3 separate regions of the Homo sapiens genome follow, and regions 1 and 3 are each linked to region 2. Evidence: chromatin loops called from intact Hi-C (ENCODE). Cell type or tissue: PC-9. All regions are shown on one strand.

Region 1 (8,000 bases), 220 kb after region 2:
CATTCACCTCACTGGACTAGGTAGTAATTCATGCCAAGATTTCATTACATAGCCTGACGACAGTCTCATCTGCACTTTTTTTCCATTTGACAACCAAAACCAATCTGGTTACAGTAGTTGTTTTTTAGGTCCCTGCCCACTTTTTATCACATTTTTAAAATTAATTTTTATTTTTTAAATTTTATTTATTTATTTATATTTTATATTTATTTATTTATAGTTCCTGAGGAGTTAACTCTGTCGCCCAGGCTGGAGTGCAGTGGCACAACCTCTGCTCCTGCAACCTCCCCCTCCCGGCTTCAAGCGATTCTCGCGCCTCAGCTCCCAAGTAGCTGGGATTACAGGCTCGAGCCCCGCCCGGCTAATTTTTTCCATATTTTTAGTAGAGATGGGGTTTCACCATGTTGGCCAGGCTGGTCTCGAACTCCTGACCTCAAGTGATCCGCCCACCTTGGCCTCGCAAAGTGCTGGGATTACAGGTGTGAGCCACCGTGCCCGGCCCCACACTTTATCACATTTAAGACACCTAAGCAAGTACTTCCAACAAAGGAAACAGTTTAATCTTCTTTTGGGGACCCTCTATTAATACAACTGTTCAGAAGGAGTTAACCTTACTTATAAACACCAGCTGTAATCTCTGGATTTTTATAAATTACTATTTTCATTTTTATAATGGAAAATATAAGATATATTCTCAATTATAACATATTTTTAGTGAGTTAAAATTCTCACATCTCAAATGTAAGTAGTACACTTACTTATAAGATAAGGAAGAAAACATTAAGAAAAAGGAAAGTGGCCGCGCGTAGTGGTTCACGCCCGTAATCCCAGCACTTTGGGAGGCCGAGGCTCTACTAAAAATACAAAAATTAGCTGGGGGTGGTGGCGCGTGCCTGTAATCCCAGCTACTCGGGAGGCTGAGGGAGGAGAATCACTTGAACCAGGGGGTCGGAGGTTGCAGTGAGCCGAGATCGCCACTGTACTTCAGCCTGGCGACAGAGCGAGACTCCGTCTCAGAAAAAAAAAAAAAAAAAAAGAAAGAAAGAAAGAAAAAGGAAAGTAAGTTTACTTTGCTTAAAAGAAAGCATTAAGAACAGTCAGTGCTACAACAGCAGTTTATTTACAACGGTCCAACTCCTCCCTGGTATCATTTCCCTACAAGTTCTTCCCAGAAAAGTAAAGGAACCTGAAAGAAGCCAAAGTAAATGACTCATCCTCTCCACCCGGATAAGAATACTAAGACACATTTCTGAATTTCAATAACCATAAAAAACAAAACTAACAAAAACCAACAATGTACTGGGTATCTCCTGCACCAGCATCCTCATAAACCCCTGGTTAGCAAACTAAACTGGAGTCATTTCTACATTCAGAGGTTAGAATACTGAAATTTGGGAGAGGTTCTGCCGGGAAGCCAGAAACAGGTTGGTTGGTTCATTCATTCATTCATTCATTCATTCCTTCGACAACATCTAAAGCATGCCTACTTGTCGCAAGGCACTATGCTACGAGTTAAGAGACAAAAAGTCGAGGTCCCTGTCCCCTATTAGCAGAACAGGTCGGGGTAGGTGAACCCTAGGTCAACTCATCTCAGTGCCCCAGGCTCCGTCTCTCCAACATAAGCGCCAGTGATCGGAAACCCATGACCCCCAGCCATGTCTGATTCCTAGAAGACTCAACCTGTCTGTATTTCCTCGACGACTTCGGGCCCCAAGACCAAGTTCCCAAGAGTTCTCCATATCCTCAACCCCTCAGAGAGTCTAATGCCAAGGAGCCTTTTCTTCAGCCGCCACCTAATGCTGTCCATTACCTAACCTGTGTCCACCCGCGCTTAGGGCCCCGAGCGATCTAGGCCATCAACTCCAGCTGCCACCCTCGCCCCCCGTTCAGATCCGCCCGCAGGTTACCTGTCGGGGATCCTAGGCTCCCAGCGCATCCCAGACGCTCCGCCCCACCCATGGCGTCACCCTCCACAACCAGGTACCGCCTCCCGTGCGTAACTTCCTGTGCGCCACGTCCGGCCGGAATTCCACCGGACCCGCAGTCCCGCTGAGCGCCCGACTCGGCTAGTGACGTCACTTCCGACCTGTCTTTGAGTTCACCTGGCATCCTGATGCGCTCCAGATCTTGCTTGTCGGATTTTATTTCGCCGGTTTGCTTCTCCGCCTGTGTATCTAGCCTGGAAAAGTGCATGTTATCTTTTTGCAAACTTCTTTAGCCTTCTTTTCGGCAGCCACTTCCCTCTGCTCCTTCTGTAGCTTGGACTCATCACTGGTCAAATTCACCTGGCCTCTTGGAGAAATCATGATTGTTACTATGATTTTTCTTATTTATCTACCTAGTGGAGTGCTAAGAGTGCAGGCAGTGAGGTTGTGCTATCTGGTTTCAAGTGCTGCCTCTCACTTCTAACAGTGTTACCTGGGCATGATACTTAACCTCTCTGTGCCCACTTCAAGTGTGAAACATAATACTAGTACCTAGAAAATAGGACGATTGTATTACTTGAGATAATACGTGGAAAGCACTGGCATATTGAAAGCATTCGATGAGTGTTAACCATTACTTTTTGCACTACTATGCACTCTTATTCCCTGTTGGAACATACCTGTGCTTAAGGACAACTGGAACCAGATTTCCTGCTACCCTTTATGTCCCCCCTACTTTTTTTTATGTTTATGGATACTCGGCTTTTAATTAATTGATGATGCCTGGCACCCTCTTCGGAACTGTGAGCCCCTCCAGACAAAGTTGGAATCTTATATAGAAAACAACTTTAACCCTGCTGGAAATAACCTGCTTAGTTATTGTGCTAGTTAATGGGGGAAAGTTGAATAAAACCCAGGCCCTACCCTCAAGAACGTGGAGATACTCAATAAATGATAGTGGGAGGAAGGAAGTCAACCCAGGAAAAAGCAGAAGGGACCAGCTGAGCTGAAGATTTATCTTTGCCCAAAAATTTCGCAGAATGACAGAACTGAAAGGAACTTTTAGAGGCAATCACTTAGTCAACCTCTTGCTGTTACAGGTAAGGAAAATTGGATCCAAAGAAGCGTCTAAATGTCACACAATGAGTTTCAATGCTAGCACCAAAAGTAGAGTCTCAAAATGCTTGCCACCTCTCCCATTCCCAAAATCTGCCTCAAAATGTTAATAAGGTAAGGGTAGATTCACTTTTAAATCCTTCCCTCTCAAGTGAAAAGGATTAGGAAAATCCCAGTCCTGGAGAGACAAGGGCAATGTAACCTAGATGCCGCCTAATTGTGATGAACATCTGAATGTTTGGTGTGGCCATTGCATTCATTTGAAACACAGTATTTCCGTTCCCCTGGCAAACTTCTTATATTTACCCAGAAATAAAGAGTAAAGTATCAGCTCCTGTGAGCTCTACCTTCAATTTTAACTGGCTGGACAGGAATAAGTAACAGATCCAACAAACTCCAGAAGGTAACATAGACTCTGAATGTACGGTCAATGATGTGGCATAATTGCATTTAGTTTAATTGGAAGCAATTTCTCTTAATAACTATTCAACCTTTGTTTAGGAATATGACAGAGCTAGCATAGGCATTATTATTATTATTATTATGGAAATGTTGGTAGTGGGACCATGTAATGGAAAATAATTCAATGTTAATATTATCTCATAGGCCCATCTTGTTCCCTCATTCAACCAATGGCACTTTTTCTCCTTTGATACTAATATACTATAACTTAATACAACTAAATACAAAACAGGATGATACTTTAATCAAATTTAAAATCATTTGAATGACATATTTACGTTTCAAACAATCACAATTTACGCAGGTCTTAAAGTCAACTTGTTTGGGTTCTATGCCAAGCCCTGCTATTAACTAGCCATATGACCTTAAATCACTTTACCCCTCTGGCCTTAATTTCCTGTTTGTTCCATAGAACAAACCATGTATTAATCTGTTTAGTAGAAAACATGCATGTTACTTATCACTGTGACCACTAGATGGCAGGTGTTAAGGGACTCTTTTCCTTGCTTCCTTCTGGCTAAACAAAAACGTCATTGTCCAGTACCACCTATCTGAACAACTGCCTATACTAGTGATGATTGAGTATCCCAAGACTTTGAGAGAGGATACTCTCTAGAATGTTGAATGAATGAATGTTGAATGTTGAATGAATGAAAGGATTCCAGTATTTGTTCTGGGCCATCTATCCCTTACTACTGCCACCCCTGCCCCTTCTATTAAAACAGTTCCTCTTTTTAAAGCTATGGTGGTGGAAAGAGGAAGAAAAGATGAGATAACATAAAGAGGAGTTGGATTAGGAGGAGAACGGAGAAGAAGACATTGTATTGCATCTCAAAGTAAACATTGGTGCACTATGGTATTTTTGGATGGAATAATATGTCTAGGACTTATTTTAAAATAATACACGAGGGTATCAGATGATAACTATTGGTCATATATTGATATTGTTGTTTCATTATATTCTTGTCTCTCTTTTTGTGCATGCTGGAAATCTTCCTTAACACAAAGTCAAAAATAAGAGATCATGAGTGCATTTCTCTTTCTATAGACAAGATTGAATTCAAACTAGCCCACTGAATCTCAGGATGTTTTTGCCTGATGTTACAGAAAACTTGTCACAGATTGAGTATTCCAGATTGGAGATGAGAAGATTTTTGTTAGGAATGGAGTGGAAGCAGGATTGTTCAGAGGAAGTAGTTGAACTGCTATTCAGGTCCAGCAAATCCTCAGCCATCCTGGGAGGGAGCTTTAGAGTAAGTATTGCCCATCAAGAGTATCGTTGTCAGGCTAAAATAGCCAGCCCCTTATGCTAGATGCTGTCTGCCCTAGAAAGGGTGTAATCTCAAGCAAGGTGGCCTTCTGCAGCAGAAGCAGACCCTGAAGAAAATAGCTGGGGGCTGCCTGCTAACCGCATTCCCTGCACCTGGGCAGCAAGTGCTTCCTTGAAAGGGAATCTGGGCAGCGTATCTTTGCATCTTCCACAAAATGCAACACAAATTGGCTTAAACAATAAGGGCATATCTTGACTTCTATAACTGGAGTATTATGACAGGCATCAGGGTTGGTTGCCTCAGCAACTCGACGATATCATCCAGGACCCATATTTGTTTCTGTCTTGCTCTGCCTTCAGTAGCATCTGCTTCCACTTACGGCCAGCTTTCCTTGAGATGGCAAAATCGCTCTAGCAGCTTGTGTTCATATCTACACACTGTACACACCCTGAGGGGATGGACACACGTTCAGTGCAGGCATACCTCATTGTATTGTGCACCACTTTCTTGTGCTGCTCAGATATTGCATTTTTAACAAATTGAAGGTTTATAGCAATTTTGTGTAGAGTAAGTCTGTCAGTGCCATTTTTCTAACAGCATATCTCTGTCACGTTTTGATAATTCTTGCAGTATTTCAAACTTTTCATTATTATTATGTCTGTTACAGTGATCTGTGATCAGTGATCTTTAGTGTTACTATTGTAATTGTTTTGGGTCACCATCAACCATGCCATTAAGACAGCAAATTTAATTGATAAATATTGTGTATATTTTATTTCATCAATGGGACTTTCCCCCATCTCTGTCCCTCTCCTAGGGCCTCCCTATTCTGAAACAAAACAATATTGAAATTAGACAAATTAATAATCCTACAATGGCCTCTAAGTGTTGAAGTGAAGAGTCACATGTCTCTCACTTTAAACCAAAAGCTAGAAATGGTAAAGCTTAGTGAGGAAGACATATAGATAGCCAAGATGGGCCAAAAATTAGGCCTCTTGTGCCATATAGTTAGTCAAGTTGTAAATGTGAAGGAAATTAAAAGTGCTACTTAAGTGAACACACGAATGATAAGAAAGCAAAACAGCTTTATTGATGATATAGAGAAAGTTCTATTGATCTGGATAGAAGATCAAACCAGCCACAACATTCCCTTAAGCCAAAGCATAATCCAGAGCAAGGCCCTAACTCTCTTCAATTCTGTGAAGGCTAAGAGAGGTGAAGAAGCTTCAGAAGAAAAGTTGGAAGCCAGCAGAAGTTAATTCATGAGGTTTAAGGAAAGAAGCCTTCTCTATAACATAAAAGTGCAAGGTCAAGCAGCAAGTACTGATGAAGAAGCTGTAGCAAGTTATCCAGAAGATCCAGCTAAGATTATTGATGAAGGTGGCCACATTAAACAACAACAGATTTTCAATAAAACAGCCTCCTATTTTAAGAAGATGCCATTTAGGACTTTCATAGCTAAAGAGGAGAAGTCAGTGTCTGGCTTCAAAGCTCCAAAGGACCTGCTGATTCTCGTTAGGGTCTAATGCAACTGGTAACTTTAACTTGAAGCCAGTGCTTATTTGCCATTCTGAAAATCCTAGGGTCCTTAAGAATTACGTTAAATCTACTCTGCCTGTGCTTTATAAGTGGAACAAAAAAGCCTGGATGATAGCACATCTGTTTACAGCATGATTTACTGAATATCTTAAGCCCACTGGTGAGATCTGCTGCTTTAAAAAATAAAATTCCGGGCGGGCGCGGTGGCTCACGCCTGTAATCCCAGCACTTTGGGAGGCCAAGGCGGGTGGATCACGAGGTCAGGAGATCGAGACCATCCTGGCTAACACGGTGAAACCCGTCTCTACTAAAAATACAAAAAAAATTAGCCAGGTGTGGTAGCGGGCACCTGTGGTCCCAGCTACTCGGGAGGCTGAGTCAGGAGAATGGTGTGAATCCGGGAGGCGGAGCTGGCAGTGAGCCGAGACTGCGCCACTGCACTCCAGCCTGGGTGACAGAGCGAAACTCGGTCTCAAAAAAAAAAAAAAAAATTCCTTCAAAATATGGCAGCTCATTGACAATGCATCTGTTATCCAAAAGCTCTGATGGAGGTATACAAGGAGATGAATGTTATTTTCATGCCTGCTAACACAGCTTCCATTCTGCAGCCCATGGATCAAGGAGCAATTTCAAATCTCAAGTCTCATTATTTAAGAAATACATTTCAGCCAGGTATGGTGGTTCATGCCTGTAATCCCAGCACTTTGGGAGACCGAGGTGGGCAGATCACCTGAGGTCAGGAATTCAAGACCAGCCTGGCCAACATGGTGAAACCCCATCTCTACTAAAAATACAAAAATTAGCTGGGCATGGTGGCGCATGCCTGTAATCCCAGCTACTCGGGAGGCTGAGGCAGAAGAATTGCTTGAACCCAGGAGGTGCAGGTTGCAGTGAGCCGAGATCGTGCCATTGCACTCCAGCCTGGGCAACACAGCGAGACTCTGTCAAAAAAAAAAAGAAGTAGAAATACATGTCATAAGCTATAGCTGTCAATAGATAGTGATTCCTCTGATGGATCTGGGCAAAGTAAATTGAAAACTTTCTGGAAAGGATTTACCATTCTAGATGCCATTAAGAACATTTGTGACTAATGAGAATATTTGACAAATTTGAAGAGTATTCTGAACAAACAACATAGCAACTAGAAATACCTTACCATATGAGAAATGATAGTCCCTGAGAAAGCCCCTAAGAGGAACAGCTTAGGGCAGACTTGTTAGTATCTTTAAATATTTGATGAAAGACCATTCTATTAAAGATAAATTTAATGTATAATGCTTGAGTAGGTAAAAATATCAACATTAATAAGAGTTTGGAAGTTTGGAAGAAGTTGATTCCAACCCACATGGATAACTTGAGGGGTTCAAGACTTCAGTGTAGGAAGAAAGTGCAAATGTGGTAGAAATAGGAAGAGAACTAGAATTAAAAGTGGAGCCTTAAGATGGGACTGAATTGTTGCAATCTCATGATAAAATGTGAGGGAATGAGGAGTTGCTTCTTATGAATGAGCAACGAAAGTGGTTTCTTGAGATGAAATCTACTTCTGGTGAAGATGTGAACACTGTTGAAATGACAACAAATGATTTGGAATATTACATAAACTTAGTTGACAAGGCAGCGGCAGGGTTCGGGAGGATTGACTCCAATTTTGAAAGAAATTCTCCTGTGGATAAAATGCTACCAAACA
Region 2 (8,000 bases):
ACATTTCTTTTTTTCTGTTTCTCATCTCACAAATGAAACAGTGCATCTTGTTCTCTTTCACTGTTTCCACCATTTCCTTACCAGGCTCCTGATTTCAGTCTTCTTTCTCAAAAGGGTAGTGCATGGTAAGACATTTGGGCTCTGCTGTTTGCGAGGTGTGTGACCTCTGTTGCTCTGTTGACTTCATTCTTCCTAAGCTTCATTTTCCCAGGCTATAAATGTGGGACTGTTAAGAGTTCCTACTTTAGACCGGGCATGGTGGCTGAAGCCTGTAATCTCAGCACTCTGTGGGGCCAAGGCAGGAGGAACACCACAGGCCAGAAGTTCAAGACTAGCCTGGGCAACACAGTAATACCCTGTCCCTCAAAAAAGAGTTCCTACTTAATGAGGGTTGTTATATGGAATAAATAAATATATAATAGAATAAATAAATAAATAAATAAATAAATAAATAAATAAACAAATTGACAAGGCAAAACTTATTCCACTTCAGCAAAGCAAGTGTCAATATTCTACTTATGGATGAGTGGAGGAACACATGTTCAGATGAAATCACTTGTGCAAAGTGATTTCACTTTTACTTTTAAAAGTGTAAAAGGCTTAGTATGGGCCAGGTGCGGTGGCTCACGCCTGTAATCCCAGCACTTTGGGAGACTGAGGCGGGCAGATCATGAGGTCAGGAGATCAAGACCATCCTGACTAACACGATGAAATGCTGGCTCTACTAAAAATACAAAAAATTAGCTGGGCGTGGTGGCACACACCTGTAGTCCCAGCTACTTGGGAGGCTGAGGCAGGAGAATCGCTTGAACCCAAGAGGAGGAGGTTGCAGTGAGCCGAGATTGCACCACTGCACTCCAGCCAGGGCAACAGAGCGAGACTCCATCTCAAAAAAAAAAATGCTTAGTATGGGGTCTGGAGTGTACTAAGTACTCAATGAAAGTCAGCTGCTGTTACTTTCCCTCTCTTGTGGTTTCTAGGAGACCTTCTCCCCTCCCCTCATTTCAACTATCTCCTGTAGAATGACCTCCAAATCTGAATGTTCGGTCCGAGCTCCAGAGTGTCACCTGCATGTCGAATGGCAGTGAAGGGCAGAGGAAAAAGCATGGCCGCACATGATGGCAGACAAAGGCTTGTTCCTGTTCAGCACTAACAGCTGTAAACTTTGCACAAGTGATTTCATCTGAACATGTGTTCATCCACTCATCCATAAGTAGAATATTGACACTCGCTTTGCTGAAGTGGAATAAGTTTTGCCTTGTCTATTTCATCCATGGCACTTACCATGCTCTAGAATGACATCTTTCCATGCTCTTCCCCAGCTGAAATGAAAGTGAGGTCCTTGCCAGCAGGAGCCTTGCCTCCTTTCTCCTCACTCTATTCCTTGCCCCAGCAGTCTCCTAGCACAGGCTCAGTAACATCAGTTCCTCATTCACTTTCTCTCCTCCTATATCCCTTTGACTTCTCAAGGTCAGTATGTATCAAACCAAACAACTAATCATTGTCTTCACTAGACCTGACCCATGAATTTAACAAACAAGTATTAAGTGCCAGGGTTAAGGGTTGAGACAGAAAGAAGATAGTTGAGACATTGTCTCATTGATGGAAATGTTCACTGTCTACTAGGGAGATGGATAATGACACTGGAATATGTATTTGTGACAGGATTAGAGACATTTCTCAGGGGGCCCCAAGCATAGAGAAGGAATGATTCTGACTATAGGGGTTGGAAAAGCCCTCTCAGAGAAGGTGATAATTATCCTGGGTCCTGATGAAAGAGTAGAAATTTGCCAGGCAGAGAAGATTGACAGATGGCTAGAAGAGTGGTGTGATGGGGCATGAACTAACATGGTGTGTTCAGCTGGAATGGAGGGCTGACACCATTTTCCCCCATTTTCTTAAGTGGAAATTTGACACATACACAAGAATAGAAAAAAAAATAGTTTAACACCCAAATAGTATAAAACACCCAGGTGATCACCCAGCTTCAACAACTATCAGCTCATGGACAATCTTGTTCTACCTACATGCTTACTCACTAAACCCCCATACCATTATTTTGACACAAATCTCAGACATTGAATAATTTCATTTGTAAATAATTTTTGGTTCTACATGCTATAACAATTCTGTGAAAAAAATTTTAAATAAATAAATACTTTGGTATCTTAAAAAGTTAAAGTATATCCTCTTTTTGTCCTTAAAAAGGAGTGATACATAGCATACTCTAACACTGCAACTTGTTTGTTTTATTTGTATCTTAGCCATCTATCTGGTGACCACACTGTATCAGGATATGTAGAATTGCTTTCCTCTTTTAGGAGGCTACCTAGTATTCCATTTGTGAATAGTTAACCTAGCCAGTCACCAGCTGATGGGCATTTAGGTTGTTCCCAATCTCCTAACATAAAAACAAAGCTGAGAGAATACCCTTAAATATACATCTTTGCTACCTATGGGGATTCTTGGATGTGGAATTAAATTCCAGTACATTCTTGGATGTAGGTTACATTCTTGGACGTAGAATTGCTGAGATCTTGTGCACATGGATTCTGAAAGGTGCTCCCTATTTGGCCCAACAGGTGCTTTAAATGATAGGACAAGGATGCTTTCTCTCTGTTGTCCAGGCTTTTGACACTTTGGAGTTCTCTTTCTGTCCCTTCCTTCGTTTACTCAGTGACATATCATACCAATCCAACTACCCCCAGCCTCCTCCCTCCATGTCCACTGCTGTGGTCCTGGGTCAGGCCTGAGTGCTTTCTTTCTTTCTTTTTTGAGACAAAATTTCGCTCTTGTCGCCAAGGCTGGAGTGCAGTGGTGCAATGTCGGGAAAGTAACTGCAACCTCTGCCTTCCAGGTTCAAGCGATTCTCGTGCCTCAGCCTCCCGAGTAGCTGGGATTACAGGCACATGCCATCATGCTCGGCTAATTATTGTATTTTTAGTACAGACGGGGTTTCACCATGTTGGACAGGCTGGTCTCGAACTCCTGACATCAAGTGATCCGCCCGCCTGGGCCTCCCAAAATCCTCGGATTACAGGCGTGAGCCACCATGCCCAGCCAGGCCGGCGTACTTTCTTATCAGGACAGTTGTGGCTATCAAGTCAGCACGTATTCTAATCATCTGCCAAAGCGAACATCCTAAAACAGGAACGAAATCATTCTCTTACTTAAACACCTCTGTTGGTGTCTCATCTACATTATTAAAAATCTAACTCCTTAGCCTGCCTTCAGTGCACTCTTGTTTGTCCCCAGATTCTCACTTATTTCTCATATACCTTAGGCTTCACTGAAACTGGATTCTGGTGCCTTACCTGGGACCGTGTTCACCCATTCCCTTCTTTTTCTGCTTGAAGAAAAGTGTTGCTCATCCTTGAAGGTAAACTTAAACTCCATGTCCTCCATAAAGCCACACAGTGTTAAGGGCCACTGGTTTTGGACTCAGGTTGACTTGGATTCTTATACTGTCTCTCTTTTGGGGGGATGTCATTTAATTCTTCTGAAACTCAGAGTTTTCATCTGTTAGAGAAAGACAAAAATACCTACCTTGGAGGATGATTGTGAGGCTCAGGGATGCGGGAATATAGTAGGAGCTGAATTAAAAGCAATTCTGATTATTTCCGTGGTCACTATTGCCGCCCCACCGCACTTGATTGCAGCCCCTGGTGCTACACCAGCTACATTTGCTTTATGTGACAGCAGGTTGTGGACAAGACTGCCTTGATCTCTAGACTGCAAGCTCGCTGTGGGCCGGGCTCACGATTCACCCCCGGATCTCCCAGCCCTGGCACCAAGCCGGCACTGGGGGCGCGCCATGCCTGCAGAATAAGTGGGGAAAGCGACAGGGATAAACGTAGAAAAACAAGCACAGACAGACGGAGAGAGGGCAGACTGGGAGGCAGGTTTTTCCCGGAGTCTCCACCGAAGGACAGAGAGGGCGGAGTCAGAATCGGGGGCGGGGGCCTGGCTCAGGAGGTGGGGCCTGGTTCGGAGGCGGGTCTCGGCGCGGACCCCTCCCTGGTCCGTCAGTGAACGTGCTCCGCGGGCTCAGTCCGCCCGCCGCTGCGTCCCGGAGTGCAAGTGAGCTTCTCGGCTGCCCCGCGGGCCGGGGTGCGGAGCCGACATGCGCCCGCTTCTCGGCCTCCTTCTGGTCTTCGCCGGCTGCACCTTCGCCTTGTACTTGCTGTCGACGCGACTGCCCCGCGGGCGGAGACTGGGCTCCACCGAGGAGGCTGGAGGCAGGTGCGTGGCGGGAATCCGGGTTCGGGTCAGAGGAAGGGAGCCGGGTCCGAGGACCGGGGCTGGGAATCGGAGATTCGGAGATTCGGGTTCCGGTATCGGAGGCGTTGGGAATTGAGGTTCACTTATCGGACTGGAATCCGGGTCTGGTATCCGGGCCCGCGTCCGCACGGTCTCGGACAGAAGGGTGGATGGGAGCCCGGCTCCGGGCCTGACTGGGACCTGTGTGGTGCTGGCTGCAGGGTGTGCAGGGCGTCACGCCGCGGTGCCTTTGGTTGGGTGGATTTGCCGAGGGAGACGCGGCGCTGAGCCTGCCCGCGCCGTTGCTTTCCCAGTCCCAGCCCTGGGCCCCATTTCCAGCCCACCTTCGCCCCCGTGCGGGCCCCCAGCCTCTTCAAGTCCACTTTCAACTGTCTCTCCTCCTCCCCACCCCACTTACGTCAGGTCTGCCCTTGAGACTTTAGACATTAGATCTTCAGGAGAAATATTGCATAGACAACTTTAAATTATTCACGAATTAATTATCGACTCTGCCCGTCTTCCTGGTTGTCTCTACTTTTACCTTTTTTTTTTTTTTTTCTGAGACGGAGTCTTGCTCTGTCACCCAGGCTGGAGTGCAGTGGCGCGATCTCGGCTCACTTTAACCTCCTCCTCCCGGGTTCAAGCGATTCACCTGCCTCAGTTTCCCAAGTAATTGGGACTACAGGCGCGCGCCACCACGGCCGGCTAATTTTTGTATTTTTAGTAGGGACGCGGGGGGGGGGTCTCATTATGTTGGCCAGGCTGGTCTCGAACTCCTGACCTCAGGTAATCCGCCTGCCTCAGCCTCCCAAAGTGTTGGGATTACAGGCGTGAGCCATCGCGCCTGGCCTCCTTTTCCCCTTCTAATGAACGACTGGTCGAGGCAGGAGGCAGAGCAATACTTACCTGGCCGGTTTTTGTGAGTGCTGCATACTCTTTATAAAGTGCATGGAAGTGTGCCTAGTACAGCATTGCGTGGTTAAGGGAATTACTGATATTTGACTATTAAGGCAGCTGTTTTCAGTTACTGTATTCTTTTGCTGTAGCTAAGAAGGCTCTGCTGTGGGTGTCGGACATACCGAGAGAAACTCTCGTGAGAAGTAGGAGGGTTTGCTCATGATTAATCAGTGATGGATTCAAGGACTGTTCAGATGGCAGAGGCAAGATAGCCTTGCTACTATAACCCTTGGGCAGGATTCAAAGTGCATTGAGGACCAGATTAAGAGCAGAGTTAAATAGTAGGCTCTTTGAAAGGGTTCGATTCAAGCCTGACATATTATCAAAAAAGTTACATTTATCCTATGGGATAGATATACTTTCCTGAAGAATCTCTAATTGGCTTTATAGTGAATGCTAAAAAGTCGTTTTACTTGGCACCTCAGGAACAGTTTGAAGTCTGAATTGTTCTTGGTTTGTGGGGGAGGCAGTGTCCTTGAAAGGAAGGCAATTTGAGACATTTAGAACTTGCCTGGAAATGAATCCATTTGCCTCTTAAGAACAGATTCTAAAATCCCAGAGCTAAAGGGGAACTTAATGACTGTTTAGCACCAACCTCTCACTTTTTAGATAAGGAAAGAGACTCAGGGACTAGTCCAAGGACGTAAAACAGAAAGTAGCAGGGTTGGGATGCTAACCCAGGTCTCTTGCTTCCAAACTAGGGCTCTCCTGTCTGTCTCCGCAACGTCGTATCAGGTCATCTGTCATTGGGAGTGTATGTGTTCCCAGCAGATCAGATGATGGGCATATTTATAAACCTACTCTGAAAAGAAGACACAGCGAGTGACTTTCATGGGCACTGGACTGATCTGAACTCATGTTTCCATCTGCTTTTCCAAATCCCCAGGTCGCTGTGGTTCCCCTCCGACCTGGCAGAGCTGCGGGAGCTCTCTGAGGTCCTTCGAGAGTACCGGAAGGAGCACCAGGCCTACGTGTTCCTGCTCTTCTGCGGCGCCTACCTCTACAAACAGGGCTTTGCCATCCCCGGCTCCAGCTTCCTGGTCAGTGTCCTGCCCTCCCTCCAACCCTGTTTCCTTATCTGTAAAATTTGGATACTCCCCTGTAACCTCATGGGATTGTTGTGTGGGGATGATTAAAAGTGACAGTGGGTGTATCGGGGCTGGCACACAGTGGCCCTCAGCACTTACGGAGGGATTGAGCACCGAAGTGGGAGACACTGACAGCTTCCTTTTGTACTGCTTCCCTCTCCCACCCCAGCCTGTTTCTCTCCTCTAGGCTGAGGCTGGACCTGCTCAAACAGTTTCCTTGTCGGAAACTAGAAGAAAAGCAAACATGTCCAAGAGAGGCAGGGGAGGTGTGTGGGGCTCGGGGTCAGGGGCTGACTCCTTGAGGCTGCCCTGTGTCTGTCTTCTGTCTTGAACTGATCCCTCTTCAGGGCAGAGAGCCAGCTGCTGCTTGGTGGGGGCTCCACATCCAGACCTGAGGGTGAACCCTGACTCTGCCTGCTGTGCTCTTGGGGAGGATACTTAATCTCTCACCTGTAGAATGGGGCAAGGATGGCATGACTCAGGGATGTAGTGAGGATTACACAGGACATGTAGTCAAGCACTTAACACAGTGCTTAGCGGCTCCCCAGCTTCCCACTTCCAAGGCTTCCTTTTACTTTCTCTCTTGGATCCCATGTTTTGTCAGGATGATGTCTACCAACCAAAATGCATTTAGGAAGTATTGGTTCACTTTTCCCTTTTTCTTAAACCAAGACATCTTCAAATGTCTGCTAGAGCTCTGGTCAACATGGAACCCCGGTATTAACATACTGCATAGATGTAATTCCAGCAAAAAGCAAAGAAACAAGACATCTTACATAGCTTGTGTGGTCTTACCAAGGGAAAATTCATGGTTTGTGTTCATCTTTTGAAATAGTAAAAATAACTCGTGAGTTTCATTTCTACTTTCTTGGAGCCCCAGTCATTGCAGAATCTACCACAGCCACAGATCCCATTTCATTCTCTCCTGCCCCCTGAGGCTTTTATCCTTATCCTCATTTTCAAGGTGAAGAGACTGACGGCAGGTGTAGTTCCCAGCCTTTTCATAATTTTTCATTCACCTCTTTAAATGGCAATTGGGACCTGGGGCAGTGGCTCACGCCTGTAATCCTAGCACTTTGGGAGGCTGAGGTGGGAGGATCACTTGAGTCCGGGAGTTTGAAACCAGCCTGGGCAACACAGTGAGACCCCATCTCCACAAAAAATTTTAAAAAGTGGGTGAATGTGGTGGTGTGTGCCTACAGTCCTAGCTGCTTGGGAGGCTGAGGCAGGAGGATCGCTTGAGTCCAGGAGTTCGAGGATGCAGTGAGCTATGATCATGTCACTGTACTCCAGCCTGGGTGACAGAGCGAGATCCTGTTTCTTAAAAATAAATAAATAACGCAATTGGGTTTTAGCTGGAAAAAAGCAGTGAAGGAGGAGGGAACCTATGACTCTCAGGCTCCAAGATGACGTGCCTGGTAGCTGCCAGATGTTCACATGCCTGAGGGTTTGTTTTATTTGCAGAATGTTTTAGCTGGTGCCTTGTTTGGGCCATGGCTGGGGCTTCTGCTGTGCTGTGTGTTGACCTCGGTGGGTGCCACATGCTGCTACCTGCTCTCCAGTATTTTTGGCAAACAGTTGGTGGTGTCCTACTTTCCTGATAAAGTGGCCCTGCTGCAGAGAAAGGTAAGGGGAGGGGTCACATCTGAGAGCTGGGACCCCAGACAGTCGCTACGTGCATGGCCTTGAGAGAAG
Region 3 (8,000 bases), 61 kb before region 2:
TTATAAATCTCATATTAATCCCTGTGTGCCTGTTTTGTCTGTTGTTAGTCTGCAGGTGTACCCAACAGCTCCAAAGAGACAGCGACCATCGAGAACGGGCCATGATGATGATGGTGGTTTTGTCGAAAAGAAAAGGGGGAAATGTGGGGAAAAGCAAGAGAGATCAGATTGTTACTGTGTCTGTGTAGAAAGAAGTAGACATAGGAGACTCCATTTTGTTATGTACTAAGAAAAATTCTTCTGCCTTGAGATTCTGTTAATCTATAACCTTACCCCCAACCCTGTGCTCTCTGAAACATGTGCTCTGTCAACTCAGAGTTAAATGGATTAAGGGCGGTGCAAGATGTGCTTTGTTAAACAGATGCTTGAAGGCAGCATGCTCCTTAAGAGTCATCACCACTCCCTAATCTCAAGTACCCAGGGACACAAAAACTGCGGAAGGCCGCAGGGACCTCTGCCTAGGAAAGCCAGGTATTGTCCAAGGTTTCTCCCCATGTGATAGTCTGAAATATGGCCTCGTGGGAAGGGAAAGACCTGACCGTCCCCCAGCCCGACACCCGTAAAGGGTCTGTGCTGAGGAGGATTAGTATAAGAGGAAGGCATGCCTCTTGCAGTTGAGACAAGAGGAAGGCATCTGTCTCCTGCCCGTCCCTGGGCAATGGAATGTCTCGGTATAAAACCCGATTGTATGCTCCATCTACTGAGATAGGGAAAAACCGCCTTAGGGCTGGAGGTGGGACCTGCGGGCAGCAATACTGCTTTGTAAAGCATTGAAATGTTTATGTGTATGCATATCTAAAAGCACAGCACTTAATCCTTTACCTTGTCTATGATGCAAAGACCTTTGTTCACGTGTTTGTCTGCTGACCCTCTCCCCACAATTGTCTTGTGACCCTGACACATCCCCCTCTTCGAGAAACACCCACAGATGATCAATAAATACTAAGGGAACTCAGAGGCTGGCGGGATCCTCCATATGCTGAACGCTGGTTCCCCGGGTCCCCTTCTTTCTTTCTCTATACTTTGTCTCTGTGTCTTTTTCTTTTCCAAATCTCTCGTCCCACCTTACGAGAAACACCCACAGGTGTGTAGGGGCAACCCACCCCTACAGGTACATAACATAAAATACAGAAATGGCAAAAGATAAAGCCTACCTGTTAAACTAAGGCATGGAAGGGATGGATATTTTAAGTGATTTTTACTATATTTTGGCCCTTGAAAGTCATTAGAATGTGACTGCAAGTCGCCAGGATAATAAACCTGCATTGAGTTAGCTTAAGTGTGTAGAAAACAGAAAAAAAAAAAAAAAACTTTAAAAAATGTCCTTTGGTGTTGGCCATTTTCCTGCATCAGCCTTTAGCTGGAATGTCTTAGAAGTGAGCTCGGGAAAGTAGGGTTGTGGCTGGTTTCTTTTTATTCGTTCTGGGCTCCTTAGGCAGCTTCTATTTTTAATAGCCTGCCACTTGTTGCTGTCCTTACCCTAAGAGGAAGGAAGGAAGACTACAAGTGGCAGTAAGAGGCTAGAGAATGACAGGGTGGTAAAGTGTGTGTGTAAGCGCGGAGGCTGGAGGCAAGAGAGTAACAGGCTGGGAGAAAACCACTCCCCTTATCTTCTAGGCCACCTACGCCTGGAGCCAACCCTGTTAGGTAAGGTACTGAAAATGTTCTTTTTATTATTTTTACCACCCCCAAGCAGAGGGGCTTAGGGGAGGAGCACACATGCAGCACAGGGTCTGCTTTGAAGTTTCTTAGCCACAGTGTTTTTAAACATTTTATAAAAAAGCAAAACAAACATTCCTTACTGCTGTGTCTGTCTTCTGAAGATGACAGCAGCTGGCAGAGCTCCTCCACCTTAGCCTAGTTAGCATTTAATATATGGCTACAGGAGAGCGCCCCTTATTAGCGGGCTCCTCCCCCAGGGCTCTGTACTCTAGGCTGCTTCACACTCCTTTGCCCACCTTAGGCTAGTAAGGTTGGGGTGCACATGGACTGTTTTTTACCGCTTTCCCTAGGGGGCCAGGGAAGACAACAAATTGCTTGTCAACTGAGACATGCGAGGGGTGGCAGGGAAGGGCAGAAGTAGGAAAAGCAGCAGCAGGCCACTTCCTGGGCACAGTTACTAAGGCACGTGACCGTGGTGAGGCGGATCCTCAGGACCTGGCTGGAGCTGCCTGCTCTGTGCCTTTTGGCCTCCCCTCCGTCACCATAAACCCAGAAAGGGGTAACCTGCCCAGACTGCCAGTGACCAAATGGGCACTCCCTGGCATCTTAGCAACTCTCCTGCCCCAGGCCTCTGTAGGCAGCAAGAAAGCTACAGCTAGCTGGAATAAAACCCAGGAGGCAGCATGCAAACTCCCCTCGTACTCCAGAAAAACAGAAAAAAGACAAGGCCAGAAAGGCTGATGCTGGAAATAGGAAATGGGAACTTGCATATTAGGAGGACAATCATAATCAGCCACTTTCCTTCCCTCCTGGAGGCACCCCTCCAGCAGGGAAGTTGGTTGAGAGACGTGGTCACCCGATCATACCGATGTTCGCTGACCAGGGGGTCTTATCTAAGAACTGTCCCTTGGGCGGCCTCTAGTCTCCTTAAGGGGGATGGGAGGTGCTGTTGGCCGAACGAACGGGGCCAACAAACGCAGGTCCCTTGAAGGGTGGAGGAAAGGAGGGCAATGGGTTTTCTATAGGGGGAGGAAAAGGCTCCGGTCGCCTTATCCTTACTAGAAAAAATGTCCTCCTTAGGCCTCTCTACAGAAGGGAATGAAGTAGAGAGAGGAGCACTGCCCCGCCCCCGCTGTTCTGGTTCCTGTCTTTCCTCACTAGAAAAAATCTCTTCCTTATTCCCCATAGAAGGGAATGAAGTGGAGAGAGGAATCCCTCCCTTTAAATCTTCTGAATTATTTTCAGGTGGAGATAATGGGCCGTCTAACCGCGATCTGGCAGATAAAGAGGATACAACGCAGAGTGTACCAGCGCCCAGGTGGTCAAAATAGTAAAATTAGTAAAATGACCTTGCTCATATCCTCTTTTCAGGCAGCGACCTACCTGCTCCCATAGCTCTAAATCTAAGGTTCCTTGATCAGGAAACCAAGGACATTCCTGCCGAATTAAAAGCATGAGCTTGTGTAGAGCTCCAGGCTCTACAGTGCACTGGACAGCCTTAAATAGCTGTTGCACTGTTTTAAAAATACTTTCTGGGCCGGGCGCAGTGGTTCACACCTGTAATCCCAGCACTTTGGGAGGCGGAGGCGGGCGGATCACGAGGTCGGGAGGTCGAGATCACTCTGGCTAACGCGGTGAAACCCCGTCTCTACTAGGCTGGCAGGCGCCTGTAGTCCCAGCTACTCGGGAGGCTGAGGCAGGAGAATGGTGTGAACCCGGGAGGCGGAGCTTGCAGTGAGCGGAGATCGCGCCACTGCACTCCAGCCTGGGCGGCAGAGCGAGACTCCATATCAAAACAAACAAACAAACAAAAAAAACTTTCTGTTCTTTGGTCATTTCCTGACCCATGATAACTCAACACCTGATATTTTACGTGTGGGTCGTGTCCTCCTGATAGGAGTCAGGAATCTCTCCCTTTAAATCTTCTGAATTCTTTTCAGGTGGAGATTCACCGAAAATTGATGAGCTCTCCTCCTTCACACGTAACTTTAAGGCGATCATGTCGGGGACACCACTTGCAGAGCTTATAGTTTACAATGAATGCCACGAAATGGGTTCTCAGACAATTCCAGCTGAGCGGGGCGGGGGGCAGCTCTTATTTATTTTTTAACTATACTTTAAGTTTTGGGTTACATGTGCAGAACGTGCAGTTTTGTTACACAGGTATACACGTGCCCTGGTTTGCTGCACCCATCAACCCGTCACCTACATTAGGTATTTCTCCTAATGTTATCCCTCCCCTAGCCCCCCACTCCACCACAGGCCCCGATGTGTGAACAGACGCTTCTCAAAAGAAGACATTTATGCAGCCAACAGACACGAGAAAAGATCATCACTGGTCATTAGAGAAATGCAAATCAAAACCACGATGAGATACCATCTCACGCCAGTTAGAATGGGGGGTGGCTCTTCTTTTTTTTTTTTTTTTTTTGAGACGGAGTCGCTCTGTTGCCCAGGCTGGAGTGCAGTGGCATGATCTCGGCTCACTGCAACCTCTGCCTCCTGGGTTCAAGCAATTCTCTGCCTCAGCCTCCCGAGTAGCTGGGATTACAGGCACCTGCCACCACGCCCGGCTAATTTTTTTGTATTTTTAGTAGAGACGGGGTTTCATCATCTTGACCAGGCTGGTCTTGAATCGTGATCCACCCCTCTCCGTCTCCCAAAGTGCTAGGATTACAGGCGTGAGCCACCGCGCCCGGCATTGCGGGGTAGCTCTTCTAAGAGAGTCCGCCCCGGCATCCGTCCGCCAAGTATTTATTGAAAGGGCTTGTTAAACCACAAACATCCACTAGATGGCGTTTTTGAGGTCGGGTCGTGAGGCACCTGTGGCCTTGTAAAAGCACTCAAACTGCATTCTCAGGAGGCTGTTTTCAGCGTTCCTTATCACACCACACACTCCACTCCCTGTCCTGTTTTCAGGGTCGAGTTTCATTCTCATGCACAAATAACATACACACAGCGCCTCAGTATTTTTCCATGCCCCGACCTCAAATGCCTTGTACATAAGCTTGACTATGTTGCCTTGCGCCCCCCACAGTTGGCATCACAGGCATGAGCCACCATGCTGGCCTATATTAGCATTATTATTACCATTTTCATTGTTAATGTGTCTATCTTCTTGAGGGAAGGAGCATGTTCTATTTCTTCCTTATTTCTTGTACTGAGAGCTCCAGAAATGTTCCATAAATGAGGGAATGATGAAATGAAACAAATAAATGGAATTGGGGAAAGTTACCCTTATCTCTTTGCAGGATATGAATTGAAGAAACCCACTTATCTTTCCAAACTTGGACTGCAAGTGAGAAATGGCAGGGTCACTGATGTGGAAGGGAAGACCAAAGGGTGTTATAGTGAGTCATATACCAGCTTGGAGCCCTAGACCTGGGCGGGTGGGGACGTAGGTCACCTTTCTTGGCTGTTGAAACAAATGAGAGTTATAAAATCTCCACCCCTTAGTTCCATTACACTTCATACCTGTTTTTCCTGTCCATGCGTTTGGAAGCTTGCCTGTACCTTTTAAATATGTTCTCTGTAGCAAGTGACTTCTAGGTTTAATAAAGAAGAAGAAAAACCCATAGGTTTCTAGATTGGAAACTAGGAAAACTGTGGTATTCTTGAGTTGTAATCAGGAGGTCATAGAATTGAGAAAATAGTAATTAACTGATTGGAAATGAAGAAATGCTTTTTCTTAGAATACTTTTGAATAAATTATTTCAAATGATTATGAGTTGACTCATCTTTTAAAATTGTGGAAAAGTTCTTTTTTTTTTTTTTTGAGACTGAGTCTTGCTCTGTTGTGCAGACTGGAATGCAGTGGCGCAATCTCGGTTCACTGCAACCTCCACCTCCCGGGTTCAAGCGATTCTCCTGCCTCAGCCTCCCGAGTAGCTGGGATTACAGGCGCCTGCCACGATGCCCAGCTAATTTGTGTGTGTGTGTGTGTGTGTGTGTGTGTGTGTGTGTATATTTGAGACGGAGTTTCACTCTTGTTTCCCAGGCTGGAGTGCAATGGCACAACCTCAGCTCACCACAACCTCTGCCTCCCAACCTCTACCTCCTGGGTTCAAGCAATTCTCCTGTCTCAGCCTCCCAAGTAGCTGGGATTATAGGCATAAGCCACCACACCTGGTGAATTTTTTTGTATTTTTAGTAGAGACGGGATTTCATCATATTGGTGAGGCTGGTCTCGAACTCCTGACCTCAGGTGATCCACCCACCTCAGCCTCCCAAAGTGCTGGGATTACAGACATAAGCCACCACGCCCAGCCTGGAAAACTTTATTTTGAAATAATTTTTGGGTCGGGCCTGGTGGCATACACCTGTAATCCCAGGACTTTGGGAGGCCGAGGAGAGTGGATCACCTGAGTCCAGGAGTTTGAGACCAGCCTGGCCAACATGGCAAAACGCTGTCTCTACTAAAAAATACAAAAATTAGCTCTGCGTGGTGGCACATGCCTGTAATCCCAGCTACTCAGGAGGCTGAGGGGCAGGAGGATAGCTAGAAACTGGGAGGCGGAGGTTGTGGTGAACCGAGGTTGCACCACTACACTCTAGCCTGGGCTACAGAGCAAGACTGTCACAAAAAAAAAAAAAAGAAAACTAAAAGAAAATAAAAATAATTATTGGTTCTCAGAAAGTTACAAAAATAGGTGCAGTGGCTTGTGCCTATGGTCCCAGCTACTCAGGAGGCTGAGGTGGAGGATCAGTTGAGCCCAAGAGTTGGAGGTTGTGGTGGGTGACAGGGTGAGACCTTGTCTCAAAAAAATAAAAAATCAATATAAAAATAAGCAAAACAAAAAAATTGACCCTGGTTGACAATCCACAGATCTCATTTAGAGTTTCACATGTAAATGTGTGTAGTTCTGTGCTATTTTATCACCTGTCCACCACCACATAGCCACTACCACAATTAAGATACACAATTATTTCATCACTAAAAGATGATTTTTTTTTTTTTAAGATGGAGTCTTGCTCTTGTCACCCAGGCTGGAGTGCAATGGCACAATATCGGCTCACTGCAACCTCTACCTCCTGGGTTCAAGCAATTCTTCTGCCTCAGCCTTCCGAGTAGTTGGGATTACAGGCACCTGCCACCACACCCAGCTAACTTTTGTATTTTTAGTAGAGTCGGGGTTTCACCATGTTGGCCAGGCTCGTCTCCAACTCCTGACAAAGGTGATCCACCTGCCTCGGCCTTCCAAAGTGCTGGGATTACAGGCATGAGCCTGGCCAACTAAAAGATTCTTCTACAGTCAAACCCATTCTCCTCTCCTCCCTGCCTCTCCTCTCCCCATTCTCGGGAATGTTTTATGTTTTCTTATATTTGATATTTCTCACTATTGCAAAAAAATAAGGGACAGATTCTCCCATCGATTTTTGTGCTGTTCTGAAAGCCTAAAATAGAAAGGAGCACGTTAAGAAGTTAGAGACCTTCTGTGCCCACCAGCAGGAAAATCGTTAATAGTAACACAAAGAGGCCAGGCACGGTGGCTCATGCCTGTAATCCCAGCACTTTGAGAGGCTAAGGCGGGAGGACTGCTTGAGTCCAGGGGTTTGAGACCAGCCTGGGCAACACTGTGAGACACCATCTCTACAAAAACATTAAAAAATTAGCAGGGCATGGTGACATGTGCCTGTGACCCCAGCTCCTCAGGAGGCTGAGGTGGGAGAATCCCTTAAGCCCAGGAGGTCAAGACCAGTGAGCTGTGATGGAGTCACTGCACTCAAGTCTGGATGACAGAGTGAGACCCTGTTTCAAAAACAACAACAACAACAAAAAGTAACACAAAGAATCCTCCCAACAGAAATGATTCCCTTTCCTATAATTGGATAGTTTCCAGGAAAATGTACATTAGCTCTGTGTAGATAAGCACTTGGCATGGTACTTAAAACTCACAGGACCTAACAAATATTTATCAGGCAAGTACACTGATTGAACAGGGAGCAAGGAATTCCCTAACAGGTTCCTAAAAGAGATGTGAAACAAGTCTCCATTTGTTCCAGAGGGCAGTTGTTTTCAAATTAGTAAAGCTTACAGCAATAAAAGCAAATTTTTCTCTAAACTAAACAAAAGCTGAGCGAAAAATAGACAGGCTAACAGGCCATCTATTTGGTTTTTCTTTTTTTTTTGTTGTCAAGACAGAGTCTCACTCTGTCGCCCAGGCTGGAGTGCAGTGGCGCGATCTTGGCTCACTGCAACCTCCACCTCCCAGATTCAAGCGATTCTCCTGCCTCAGCCTTCCAAGTAGCTGGGATTATAGGCGTTTGCCACCACGCCTGGCTCACTTTTGTATTTTTAGTAAAGATGAGGTTTCACCATGTTGGCCAGGCTGGTGTCG

What was found. Peaks named below come from ENCODE experiments on the same cell type or tissue, not always from the same donor. Only the 100,000 strongest peaks of a DNase experiment are listed, where the experiment ranks them.
Region 1: it touches region 2 in a loop (8-fold over the local background); 14 of 110 quality-filtered maps call a loop at or near these places.
Region 3: a loop joins it to region 2, with 18 times the contacts of the local background. A loop is called at or near these places in 42 of 110 quality-filtered maps.

What each region holds. Positions count from the first base shown.
Region 1 is chr3:185,276,935-185,284,934 of GRCh38, reverse strand. LOC124900548 (a long non-coding RNA gene) reads left to right here and starts at 2,078. Exons shown (of 2, transcript XR_007096203.1): 1 at 2,078-3,025; 2 at 4,611-8,000. It also overlaps a transcript of MAP3K13 not described here. RefSeq lists enhancers at 1,523-1,812, 1,873-2,012, 1,363-2,069, 1,644-2,843 and a silencer at 3,887-3,966. In PC-9, CTCF peaks have their summits at 2,256, 3,798 and 3,998 (motif pointing right); DNase peaks (open chromatin) are centred at 1,204, 2,024 and 3,974; H3K4me3 peaks cover 2,659 bases; H3K27ac peaks cover 1,532 bases.
Region 2 is chr3:185,495,085-185,503,084 of GRCh38, reverse strand. It overlaps TMEM41A (transmembrane protein 41A), which reads left to right and starts at 4,050. Exons shown (of 5, transcript NM_080652.4): 1 at 4,050-4,242; 2 at 6,104-6,257; 3 at 7,770-7,931. The coding sequence starts at 4,124. It overlaps TMEM41A-DT (TMEM41A divergent transcript), which reads right to left and starts at 3,936. Exons shown (of 3, transcript XR_924792.3): 1 at 3,315-3,936. RefSeq lists a silencer at 3,929-4,068. In PC-9, a CTCF peak has its summit at 4,630; DNase peaks (open chromatin) are centred at 4,034, 4,494 and 5,334; H3K4me3 peaks cover 2,749 bases; H3K27ac peaks cover 1,870 bases.
Region 3 is chr3:185,555,658-185,563,657 of GRCh38, reverse strand. No RefSeq gene overlaps it. Among named protein-coding and RNA genes, the nearest start is that of LIPH, 7.1 kb to the right of the region's middle. RefSeq lists enhancers at 1-97, 98-711. In PC-9, a CTCF peak has its summit at 4,445 (motif pointing right); DNase peaks (open chromatin) are centred at 3,197, 4,377, 4,607 and 5,077; H3K4me3 peaks cover 3,724 bases; H3K27ac peaks cover 5,807 bases.